Linked DNA regions of Homo sapiens: region 2 is linked to region 1. Evidence: chromatin contacts called from ENCODE Hi-C or POLR2A ChIA-PET data. All regions are on one chromosome and are shown on one strand. Each heading gives the region's core, a stretch centred on a gene start or an enhancer-like site at or near the end of the contact. The rest is flanking DNA. Distances are from core to core; before and after follow the strand shown.

Region 1 (6,084 bases), core at 1,266-3,765:
CGGGCGCCTGTAGTACCAACTACTCAGGAGGCTGAGGTGGGAGAATGGCGTGAACCTGGGAGGCAGAGCTTGCAGTGAGCCGAGATCACACCACTGCACTCCAGCCTGGGCGACAGAGCGAGACTCCATCTCAAAAAAAAAAAAAAAAAAAAAAAAAAAAAGAAAAGAAAAGAAAAAAAGAAACTGTAATGAGTATTGCAATGGAAAACTTTAGGGGGATTTGAGAACATCCCTTCAACTCTGACACTGTACCTTCCAGGGACTAGTAATCAGAAAATAGAGGCAACTGTGAAGAAACTACGAATTGGGGTCTGAAGGCCTCTAAATGATGACAAATGCACATCCACTGCAGTTTTATTTTTATTTAAAACGTAAGCAACACTACAAAAGAATACATAAACATTCAACTTTAACCAATCCCTGCTTGCAAATTATCTTCTAATATATTCTGATAAACACATACGCACGCATACACACAGCATGGTGAAGATTACTGTTGTAGGACTTTGAGAATCTGGAATCAGTCCTTGATCTAGAACACACTAGTTGTTGAGATAAAACTGCCCCATCTTTATAAAATGGAGCTCATCATCTCTGCAGTGTCAACCACAAAGGGTTGATATGTAAGAATTCAATGATAGCATAGTATAAATACATTTTGAAAAGTGAATATTTTTTATAAACAAAAAGAAATCAATCCATATATCTGATGTATACAGGCACGCACACACACACACACACACATATTAAGGGAGAGAGAGTACACTGCATCAATCCATATATCTGATGTATACAGGCGCACACACACACACACACACACATATTAAGGGAGAGAGAGTACACTGGATTTCTCATTATCATACAATTTTCTTTTTAATCCCAGCAATTTTGCAGTTGCTCTGTTGCCTTTCTTTATGCAAAGTTTTCTATGCCAGCAGAAGATGGGAGAAGGAGGTAAAGATATGTAAAGGTCATTCTGCCTGACTCCTCCATTCACAGTCAGAATAAACAAAGGACTGGAATCAAACCCCAAAGGTCAAACTGCACCACTGTGTGATGATACTAATTAAGATAACCTATGGTAAAATTGGTACCAGCAGTAAGTTTCAGGAAAAATCTTGTGACTTTAATGTGACCATGAATTGACATCTAAGGGAAAGAGTAGCATAATTTTTACTTAATGTTTTGTCAGCAAGCATGCAAGAATGTCAGATGTAAATAACCGAAGCAGCATATTTACATCTGGTTTCCTATATTTAAAAAGCTGATGTGAAATCCTAGACTGCATGTCTCTTCTCTATCAATCATGAAGGACTACAAAAAAATCCTAGAAGGAAATGCTACTGCTTTGTAAGATCATTTATTAATGATAACATTCAGTAAGTGCTTACTAAGTGCTAGTCACTACTAAAAAAAAACTTTAAATATAATACTTAACCTTGACAACAACCTAGGAAGTAGAAATGGTTATTATTCTCTTTTTTACGAAAGAGGACACTGAAAATCAGCAAAGTTCACTAACTTTTCTAAGATCACACACAGTTAGCATTTACCAAACATACTAAACAGCTGTCATTCATCTGGCACTGTGCTAGGAGACCAGGAAGGTTGGGGAAGGTGAAAGGTAGAAAGGAAGACATTTCTGATCCAGAGATGTGTCACACACTGGTTTTAACCAAAGAACTTGCAGAGAAGCTAGGACATGAACAAAAATTTTGATAATCCAAGGTACAAAAATTTAAGTACCACGAGAATGCACAGTTAAGTTCCATCTCCATGTTTATGTGTATGAGTGAGGGTGGGGGCATAGATGAGATAAATTCCAGACAAAACAAATTACAGAATTAAGTGGAATAATCCTATCCTGCACAACTTTAGACATGTCGGTTACAGATTGATTCCTTTAGGACAGGCCCACAGCCTATGTATTCTCTGAACTTGTTTTCCCTGTGGTTAACTTGGTAATATAGTGAACAATAACTAGGATAGAAGGTTCCCAAGGGCAGCTACCATGTCTGTACTGCATCCTCAGTGCCTATGATGGTATCTACTACACAGCAGTGCTAAGACATACGGAGTTATATGTTGAACAAGTTAAAATATTCATTACTTAATTAAACATTGAGCAAAATAATGAATACAGAAACATAAAGCCAGGTATAAAAGAAGTATAGACTCCACTGGACTTCATGAACTGTCCCCAGGTTTAACTTTGCAAATCTGAGTGCCAAGGGACTTTTGTTAGACAGCAAGTGGGATTTCTCTTGAGTGAGACTACACTAGTTACCTAACTGGTCAATTATCTCGAGACTACCAAGGAGCAAAACATGAAGGTTTGTTTTACTCTCTGCCAAGGCAGGAAGCACACAGCGAAATACAAAAGCTGTATTTTCTAGAACTCTCTTGAGAGCTGTAAAGTAACTCATTTGCAGAAGTCGCTGATTTTGTACATGGGGACTGGTTGGTGAGATTGAGGAAGCGAATGATGGTTGACTTCCTGGAGTGAGTCACGGCTGTAACCCCCTTTAACATTATTAATAGAACAGAGGGAAAATTTCCAGGAAACACCAATTACCACAACAACCAAAATAGAAAAGGTGGCTGGTGACTTAATCACCAAACTTTAGGGGAGACTACTCCCCTTTCTTTATCAGAAAATGACAATAATAAATCAAACTAATACATTTTGAAACTAGTGTACCTGCATGTTTTAACAATTTGCAGAGTTCTTTAATCCTATACTAAGATTTTGCTCTAGCAGAATGACCATACATACTCTGCACTAACTACAGTTGAGCCAAAGTTTTGAAAACATGATTAGACCTCCAAGAAATAGACATATGCATTCAATGATTCATTTAGCCATTATTCCTTGTTTTAAACTTTAAATCAATAGGTATTTAATGGGAACCTGCTATGTACCAGAATCTTATTCTCTAAGAAACAAAGAATTAAATAAATGAGGTAACAACTATAATAAGTGTCCTATCCTCTGCTCACCATCGTAATTCTCTTCACGTGGTTTTTACGTTATAGTGACATTAAGGCTAAGAGATTAGTTCTGTTCTATAGCCTCAGGAAGTGTAAAAAACCTTAGGTCTGCCTAATAAGTTCAAAAACCTATGAGATTCTAGTCCTGTTCTGCAGGTATGCCATGCCTGCCTCCATAGTTTAATCACCTCATAAATGGGAAGAACAGTGTAGTTACTACACGTGTAAGTAAGCTCTGGGGCCAGGTTGCCTGGGTAGTACTACTTAATATGGGACTCAAAGCAAGTTATTTCACTGGTTGGGGCCTCAGTTTCCTCATCCAGAAAATGGATATTAATAATAGCACTACCTCATAATATTATGAGGATTAAATGAGACTGTGTGTGTGTGTGTGTGTGTGTGTGTGTGTGTGTGTGTGTGTGTGTAATGCATGGAATAGTGTCTGGAACACAACACCTTAAAATGTTTTACTAGTATTCTCATTATAATTACCACAGCTACTCTAAGATTGGGCTTTTTCATTAGTCACAGGAATATAATCAGTTCCTCAGTTACACAGCTATGACTGGTCATACATTCTAACCAACCTGTCTGTTTGGTCAGTTATGATCCATCACCATGCTTAGCCATCCTGACTGCAATGAAACGACATGATCCAGTCCAAAAGGATATTATATCCAGGCAGTCTAGTTGGGCCACAACTGATTTATCTCCATTGCCTATTTAAATTCAGTGAGTGTGGCCAAGAAAAATAGCCTGTCCATCCTGTCCCTACCCACCTTATACAAATAAATATCTTCCAACTTAACCAGTTACAAATGTCCTTTTGGCCCCCAAGTGCTTCGGCAAAGCTATCACACTTACTGCAGAATGGAATTTAATTAAAGGGATACATAGTAAATACCAATTCATAGAAGCTAGTAATAGCATGCTCCCAATTTCTTCAACATGTCTAGCTTCTCAAAAAGCTATACCCATGAAGACCTTCATTATGTTCTCTAACATAAAAACACTTAAAGCAGTGAAATAACACAAACGACCAGTAATATGGCAATAGTTCAATAAATTCTGGGATGCTTACTTCAAGAACTATAATGCCATTGCTAAATATGATGGTGGGGAATTCTTATTCTGTAGTATTAAGTGAAAAAAATGCAAAATTATGTCTATCTTTAGTTACATATTATGAAAACTATAAACATATATTGGCAAAGACTAAAAGAGTACAGAGAAAATGGAGTTGATGTGTTAGAGAGACAGAATTGTAGGTTTGTTTTTTAAACAAATTTGCTTTCTTGTTATAAAGTCATTTGTGTACATATTTAAGTGTGTGGAATATCTTTAAACTTACCTGAAGTCCACAAAGAACAAAAATATCCAAGAAGGATTTATGTGATTGAAACATATTAGCAAACATCAAGTGCATATCAAATTATCCTAATAGCAGGAACTTTTCCTGTTGAAGGATACACAAGGCATTACTTAGCATATCATTCAAATGCACGTACTTTGGAACGGAAGCTCTAGTATCCTCCTAGATCCATTTAGGCCTGAATCCTACAGAAAAAGCACTGTACCTAAGTCTCATTTATCAGCAGCATCAAGTGTTATTTAGGAAAGTTGCTCACATAAAAGATCATCATCTTAATTTCTAATTATTACCATGGTAAGCAGCTGTATAAATGGCTAAATAAGGTATGGTTCTTAATTCCAAGGAATTTACATCTTTAACTCACACTGTGGCTCTAGGCTCCAGGCTGAAAGGTTGGCAGAGTCTTTACTCTTTTCCTCTCTGATCCCCTGGATCATCCCTACTGCACCTCTGAAAACTGTTGCTCTGTGCACCTCATGTCCTACCCCCCATCGAAGTCGCCTGTCTCCATTAAAGCTGGCCGTGCCACCCCACACCCCAACCCCACTCTGCCTGCTCACCATCCCACTACCCATCTTCACCCACAGACAATCTTACCTACACAAACTTTAAAGCCCATCTACTTTTGCCCTTGTAGGCCTTAAAATATATATTCTTTTTCAAAATTCATACTGAAATTCAAGTCTGGGCCTACCACTATACACCTAATTATTTTCTAATTGGTTTTCTATTTTTAAAATCTCACCAAAAGCCCTTTTTGGCCTTTTGCATAGAAATCCCAGGCCTTACATTTTTGCTTTTGTTTTCTCCCAAGGCAATTAACAGTACTGAACAGATATCGGGTCCTAAGTAAATATATGCTTACACAAACATTATTTATACATAGAAAATGTTGAAAATAAACAGGAGTTGTTCACGAAATGCAAACATGTTTCTCAAGTAATATCTGCACTGTCCATTGAGATGATTAGAACACAGAATCTAGGAAATGTTAAATCTGGGAATCAAAGATCTGATTCTGATGTTGACACCCTAAGCACTAGTGGCTCCGTTTCTTTTAGCCTCAGTTTCTTCGTGTAAAATAAAATTTACTAAAACTGATAACGTCAATTATATATCAGCCATAACCTTAAGATGATCCACCTTATCTCCCTTGGGTCAGAAGTCAGGAGCCCTGTTATTCTGGTATTGGTATCACAACACTATAGTCAGTGGTACTAGGTGACATTACCTCTAGATATTTCATTTTAGTAATCTACACAATGGAAGAGTAACTCTTGCCATTTACATATCCACGAGTTCCAAGGATCAAATAAAGTAATGTGTGTGCTATGAATGTAAAACACCATATTATAATGAAAAATTGCATTGGCTCCTGTTATTGTTAATATTAGGTTTGGGACAGAGGAAGAATGGAAGTTCAAATGGTGGGAATGTTGCTTTAGAAGCGATCTATGGCAAGGAAACAGGTCAGGAAATGCAGCTGGAGAAAGCCATATGCCTTTTGTCTCTTTAGGACAGCAGGAAAGCTGTAGAGAAAAGGAAGACTGAGTGAGATGTGCAAGTGCCTCAAGCTTCAAGGAAAGGGACAAAATGGAAGCAACATTACAAACACAACATCCTCAGATTAATTCAGGTTTATGCACTTATTTCCTGTAACTGATGTAATAAACAAACCTTAGTCTGATTCAGAAAGTGACATCACAGAGATTATTTCCAAT
Region 2 (6,443 bases), core at 3,712-6,211, 260 kb before region 1:
AGAATGTTTACAAGAGTAAGTTCAACAAAACTGAAAGCTACATATTCATTCTCCTATTATCTTCACTACACCAAGTGAGCTCTTGGACGTGAAAATCCTGTAAAGTACAAATCTCTGAACACATGCTATCATTCCCAACATTTACTACAACTCCAAGATGGGTATTAATCATTTGTGTGATGTCTAAAGCGTTAAATGTCTTCTAAACATAGTCAAGAAGGTTGATTGGTACCTATTTGGCCTTTTCTCTAAAATAATTTCCATTTTTTTTGGTTTCCCAAAATATACAGACATTTGAAGTACAGACACGCAGAAGGCTGAAAAGGCCAAAAATATTTTATGCTGGTCACTAACCTTAGCCTGAGACTTTATTGCATTGTTGAACAATTTGGATTAGAGATGAGACAGTGATGAGTAAACTATGGCATATGCTCAGGTTACAGACAAAAAAAATTGAGTTGCTTGCCAGGATCTGAAGAACCATTATGCTAATCTCCTCTTTGTGAGACAGGGAAACTGAGAGCCCCCCAAAAATCAGGGAGGGCTAGTTTTGATAAAGTCAGGACAAGAGCTCATCCTTGACTGACTTATTTATTAGCAAACATTAAAGGTTAAACTTAGGACCTCCTCTGAACTGTAAACATTACCTGTCATATGAGGATTAGAGAAGCTACTGAATTATTCAGTTATTCTTTTGTTTATTGTTTTATCCACTCATTCTTACAGGGTTTATTTTGTGTACCTTCTGTAAGAACCCAGGAGGGACATGAAGATATATTACACACAACCTTTGTTTTTGAGAGTTTTGCAGTCTAGTGGGGGTAAGAAACATGCACAAATGATTAATTATAAAAAGCACAGGTCGGGCACAGTGGCTTACATCAGTAATCCCAGCATCTTGGGAAATCAAGGCTGGCAGATCACTTGAGGCCAGAAGTTCGAGACCAGCCTAGCCAAAACTGTGAAACCCCGTATCTACTAAAAACACAAAAATTAGCCAGGTGTGATAATGCACGCCTGTAATCCCAGCTACTCAGGAGGCTGGGGCATGAAAATCGCTTGAACCCGGTGGTACAGTTTGAGCCAAGATCGTGCCACTGCATTCCAACCTTGGTGACAGAGGGAGATTCTATTTTCCCCCCACACAAAAAAAGAAAAAATTAAAAAAAATTATATATATATATAGCATAGTATATTGATAGGTATTTGCATAAACATGAATATTGGATGAATGGTTGCCAGTATTGTTAAACTTTAAATTGCATACATGTGACTTGCTTCCAGGAAAATTGTACAGAAGTACTCATACAAGTGAATAAAATTAAATGACGAAGGTTGGTCACAGGAGCCATATTTGAGAGGAGGAACAAGGACTAACAAGGTAAACTAACCAGCAAAAGAATCACCTAAATAGACAATGACAGATACGTACATTGTAAATCTATGGAACAAGCCTGCAAAGATGAACAAGACATGTTTCATAAAGAACAAATCCAACTGCAGAATAGGATAAAGTAACTACAGTTTATTTACAGGTCTATATAAAGACCAGGTACGGAAATGTTAAAGGAGATTCTTTCTAGCAGGTGGAATCTTAGGGGACTTTCACTTTCTACATTTGTTTCTTTATTGTACAGCAAGTAGTTCTACTTTTGTAATCCATGAATATAAATCTTTTTAAACATGATGACTTCAAGTGATAAAGATATGCTAGACATGACCCGCTATCCTGGAGCTTCCAACCCAGGCCAAGTGAAGGACCCTGAGAGGAGCACAGTTTCAAAGTTGAGACGTAGTTTGGTGTGAGTGGGAAAAACTACAAGTGGTTCAGTATTTCGGTCTGGACAGGTGGAAAAATAGGAAGGGTCAGTTAATTACTGCTTCCATGCCATGCTGAGATGTTTAGGGCTTCTCGGTGAGCTAGGGGCTCCAGGCCTTGGGTAAGAACGTGGACAAGTCTCAAAATCTAATGTGTTAAACTGTCTTTTGACAAAACAACAACAACAACAACAACAACAAAACAGGTATCTGCAGTGTACACAAAATTTACTTACAATTTCAAGAAGTTCACAGACCACGGGGAATATATTTGCATGTTCTCAATTAGGAACATCCAGGCATTAGAAACCACGGTAAGTGTTTTTAGAAGAGTGTTCTAATCATATTTAGAAAGTTCCCGCTGAAGTAGAGGGTGAATGGGAGAGCAGCAAGACTGAAATGAGATGGTGAGTTTATCTAATATACTGGTGGCCAGAGATAAAGGAATACATTATACGGCAGTATCATTAAGGTTAGAGACAGAGATTTGACTATGACCTTCACTTGGCATCCTTAGGTGAGCTTGTCAACCTTTCATAACTTCAGGTTCTCTTCTATCAATGGACTTGCCAGTGGTACCTCACAGTCTCTGTAAGAATTAAAGTGAGATAACCCACATTTCATGATAAATAGAGTTTAACTACTTTCAGACAATTGTAACAAAGAGGATCTCTTTGAATCTCTCAAACTGCCTCTGAGGGAGTGGATTATTACAGTTCAGGTAGTGGAATTGAAAATGAGGTTGGGAAGTGACCTACACCTTTTCTCCAGGCTTGCAATACAGGGAGACCTTGAGCCCAAAATATGGTGTCACCTGTCTCCAAGTGCCATGCATTTTTTCCCCAAGCAAACGATGCTTCCCACAGAGAGTGCTAGAAAAGTATAAAATATTACCTCTAATAATAATGGTGCAAGTTGTTTTAATTAAGCCAAACGACTGTTAGAGAAAACTTGATAATTCCTGTCTTCAGTCTTAGGATGGACCCTCAGAGAACAGACACAATTTATCATTGTCTCAACCTAATATCAGTTTCCCTTTCAATATAGACAAGGCAGCAAGAAGGCCGATCCTGTCCTTTATAAATCTAAGCCAGAAATTTAGATTCTACCCCTAGCACTTACATTTCAAGTATAAATCTAATTTCAAAGTACTTACCTTGTCAATATTTCACAGATTTTGAGAAAAACGTTATCATTCTTTTTGTTCTCTGAATACTCTATTTGCTTGCTATGCTGTTTCTGAAATAACACTTGGAAAGGCTATTTTCTGTTAGATTCTACTCTTTTATCTAATGCTAATTATGGATTCCTGTTTTTTTCTTATGATGAAAGATTCTGAGAGACCATTTCTTTCAGTATTTCTGAAGTTTATTTGGCTAGAGAACAGCCTCCACCTCCACTCCACGGCTGTCACTAACCCAGTGCAGAATACTTAACACCTGTGGAATACACCATGGAGAAACACAGGGTTCCTCCGTTAAGAGTTGTCTCTTACACCAAAGAAGACAGCTTAAAACTTTCAGTGTTCGAGCCTAGAAGCAGTAATCCAGTACTATTCTTACTGTCATAATCAGAGACCTACTCTAATACCTCTCTCTCGATAGTGTTTAGGGCTCAATACCTCCTAAGAAAAATGAACAACTGTGTCCAACTTATTTGTTAATAAGCAACTTCTAGCATATTGTATGGGTAATAAAACACGATTGAATATTTGTGGTGGGAGGTGCTGAAAGGGAATAGTTTGTGTTATTTTTGTTTCTCGTTTCTTCAGAAGTAGAAGTGTGAGTTGTATCAGCAACATATTCACTGTAGCATATTAATTCCTCATGTTTGCAAGACCCTTTTCAAGATGCCTACTTTCACAGATGTGAAATCTCAAATGCCTACACAACAGCCCTGTATGACATGTAATCCTATTTCTGGATGAGAAAATAGAGACTTAAGAAGATAAGTGAGCAACCTTGTAGAGGTACCGCTGCTTAAAAACAGCAGAACGTTGAAACTGGGGTGTGCTGAGTTGGGCATACTTCTTCACTGCAATGCCTCTCGGGGTTTTGATATCATTGTCTCCAAGACTTTCTAGTTCTCTTACTGTGCGGCTGTTTGGATTTTAGTCTGAGTCTATTATCTAAGCAAAGATTTCTTTTATCAGAGTGGAGGTTTGCTGCCAAATAGCAAAACAAAGACATTGTGAAGCAAACCTTTCTCTTAAAAAAAGACATTCTTGTAAGTATCAATCTTAATCACTAATATGTTTGTTTCTGAAATACCCGAATCTCTTACTAAAGGCAAGTTAACGTTATATGATCCACAGGTGAGTTACTGAGCGACAGATTTTAGAGGACTCCGTCAAAATTGTCTTAACATAAATCTCCTACGGGATTACCAAGTGCCAAGAACTTTAAGTATAAAGACAAATTATTCAGAGATCCTGTCTCTAACAACTCACAGTTTGGGAAGAAAGAGACATGAAAATAGGCAATTACAATAAAGTCTAAGCTCTAAAACACAGGTATGAATTCAGTGTTCTGAGACGGAAGAAGGCTGCCAAAAAAAGATGACCTGTAGTTTGATCTTGAAGAATAAATTGCGTACAACAGCCGGAAAAAAAAAAAAAAGAAGAAGAAGAAGAAAAGAAAGAAGGAAGAAAGTTAAAGGCATTTCAGGAGGAACATGTATATCTAAAAAACTGTTAAGAGGAAAGGCTGGGCGTGGTGGCTTACGCCTATAATCCCAGCACTTTGGGAGGCTGAGGGAGGCGGATCACGAGGTCAGGAAATCGAGACCATCCTAGCTAACATGGTGAAATCCCACCTCTACTAAAAATACAAAAAATTAGCCGGGCATGGTGGCGGGTGCCTGGTGTCTGTAGTCCCAGCTACTCTGGAGGCTGAGGCAGAAGAATTGCTTGAACCCAGGAGGCAGAGGTTGCAGTGAGCCCAGATCACATCATTGCATTCCAGCCTGGGCGACAGAGCGAGACTCTGTCTCAAAAAAAAAAAAAAAAAAAAAAAGGGAAAAAAACAGAACTAGGATGAGAAAAGAGAAGTAAGATATGGTCAATGCCAAGCCTGTTTTAAGTAATGGGAAGTCATTATGAGATTTAAAAATGGGAGCTGAGTTTTTATGAAAGTCATGCTTCTGAAGTAAGTGTATTGGCAAACATCTTCTAACACCAAGACCACTGACACTTTCAAAAAAAAAAAACGCAGCCAGATATCGTGGCATTCTGAGCAATTTAGTGGCTAATATGCTTTAAAAAGGACTGATGTTTACTAAGCATGGCAGAGCCTGCTAACTGCTCACCAAAATCCATTTCCTCCTCTTGCTGGGCACACTGCTAGACTACATTTCCCATGCTCCTTGCAGTTAGATGTGGCCTTGTGAGGCACAGGAAGGATGGAGACTGGGCCCTGAACTACCACATGGAGATAAGTCACTCGCTGGCCAGGCTGACCTGCCTTACGGCAATACAATATGCTCAAAGGTTAATCGTTGAAAGTCATGGGAAATTGAATGCTTTATATTCTTTCTATGTTTCTGTATTTTCCCTTCTTAAAATAAAGATTTTTTTTTTTTCAGCTGAAAATTATCTAAAACTGGTTCTTCTTTGCCATTCCTCTTTTCTTGCTAGGGGCCCAGGTGATTGTCATTCAAGAAAATACTTAATATGAAGCCAAATTTACAGCCAAATCTGGGTCTAAATCCCTGGTAAACATTATGGGTGGGACTATGCAGTAATGAAGACTTGCTTCTGAAACAAAATGTACACATGAATAGGACCCTTGATGAAGAAGGAAACTCCACTAGATTAAGAATAACATACATAACAGTATCTGTCATATTCATATAACACTTCATGGTATTTGATTATACATTTACATAGAAACCCATAAATACAGAAGACCTGACTATTCAGAATATCTTTAATCTTAGTTCTGCCTTTAAGTTGTCCAGTGATTTTGCTCAAATCATTTCCATTTTCTGAGCCTCAGTTTCTTTATGTGTAACATGTTATTTTCAAAGCTTCCTTTGGTTCTACTCTATCATTTTTTTGTGCCCATTTGTGCCCATAGTATGCAAGACACATATCATTACCAATCTTTAGAGTGAAATCACAGATATTCATATTTACAGATCCTTTGTAGTCTATAAAAATAGACACACTGAGTAAGTGGAAACCTCATTATGACAGAGATTTCCATTTATGAGAGGACTTAAGCCAGTTGTCAGCATCCCCTGAAACATCCAGAACTTCATTCAGCATTCTGAATCTGAGTAAGCAATGGGCAGGTCACAGGGTTTCTGCAGCCTACTGAACTTTCACTACACTTGGGGCATGAAATCAAGAACACACAAAGGTTAATCACCTTATCATCCCACTGCCCCTTTTCTGAGTGGAGAAGAAAAATATCCATCATCCTTTCTAAAGGAAAAAGGAAGCATGGGAAACAGCCCGCACTAAGGTGCAAATGGCTCCCAGGAAAACACCACACCATCTTGCATCTTTGTTACTACAATTTACCTACTTTAACCTGTGTGCTAAGGATCCAATTTACAAAATGGATACCCACTATCTGTCGCAATGTCAGCCCCCTGAGTTCCTCTGGGGCTGACCTTGGCGT

The links. A loop is a pair of places that touch in the nucleus more often than their neighbours do. ChIA-PET counts read pairs that join two places held with the same protein, here RNA polymerase II (POLR2A). Pooled maps may share reads with other maps.
Region 2: a pooled map shows a loop between it and region 1 (3-fold over the local background). The contact joins two enhancer-like sites. A Hi-C loop is called at or near these places in 5 of 37 single-sample maps with no recorded cell type and 5 of 50 pooled maps. POLR2A ChIA-PET finds 5 or more read pairs at or near these places in 2 of 52 experiments (B cell and activated B cell).

The regions. Positions count from the first base shown.
Region 1 is chr3:188,435,687-188,441,770 of GRCh38, reverse strand. All of the region lies in intron 4 of LPP (LIM domain containing preferred translocation partner in lipoma), which reads right to left. Among named protein-coding and RNA genes, the nearest start is that of LPP-AS1, 130 kb to the left of the region's middle. Within about 2 kb of position 2,515, at least 9 of the 41 ENCODE cell types and tissues checked have a DNase peak (open chromatin) inside an H3K27ac peak, as active enhancers do.
Region 2 is chr3:188,700,334-188,706,776 of GRCh38, reverse strand. The region is part of intron 7 of LPP (LIM domain containing preferred translocation partner in lipoma); the gene reads right to left. Among named protein-coding and RNA genes, the nearest start is that of MIR28, 15 kb to the right of the region's middle. Within about 2 kb of position 4,961, at least 4 of the 41 ENCODE cell types and tissues checked have a DNase peak (open chromatin) inside an H3K27ac peak, as active enhancers do.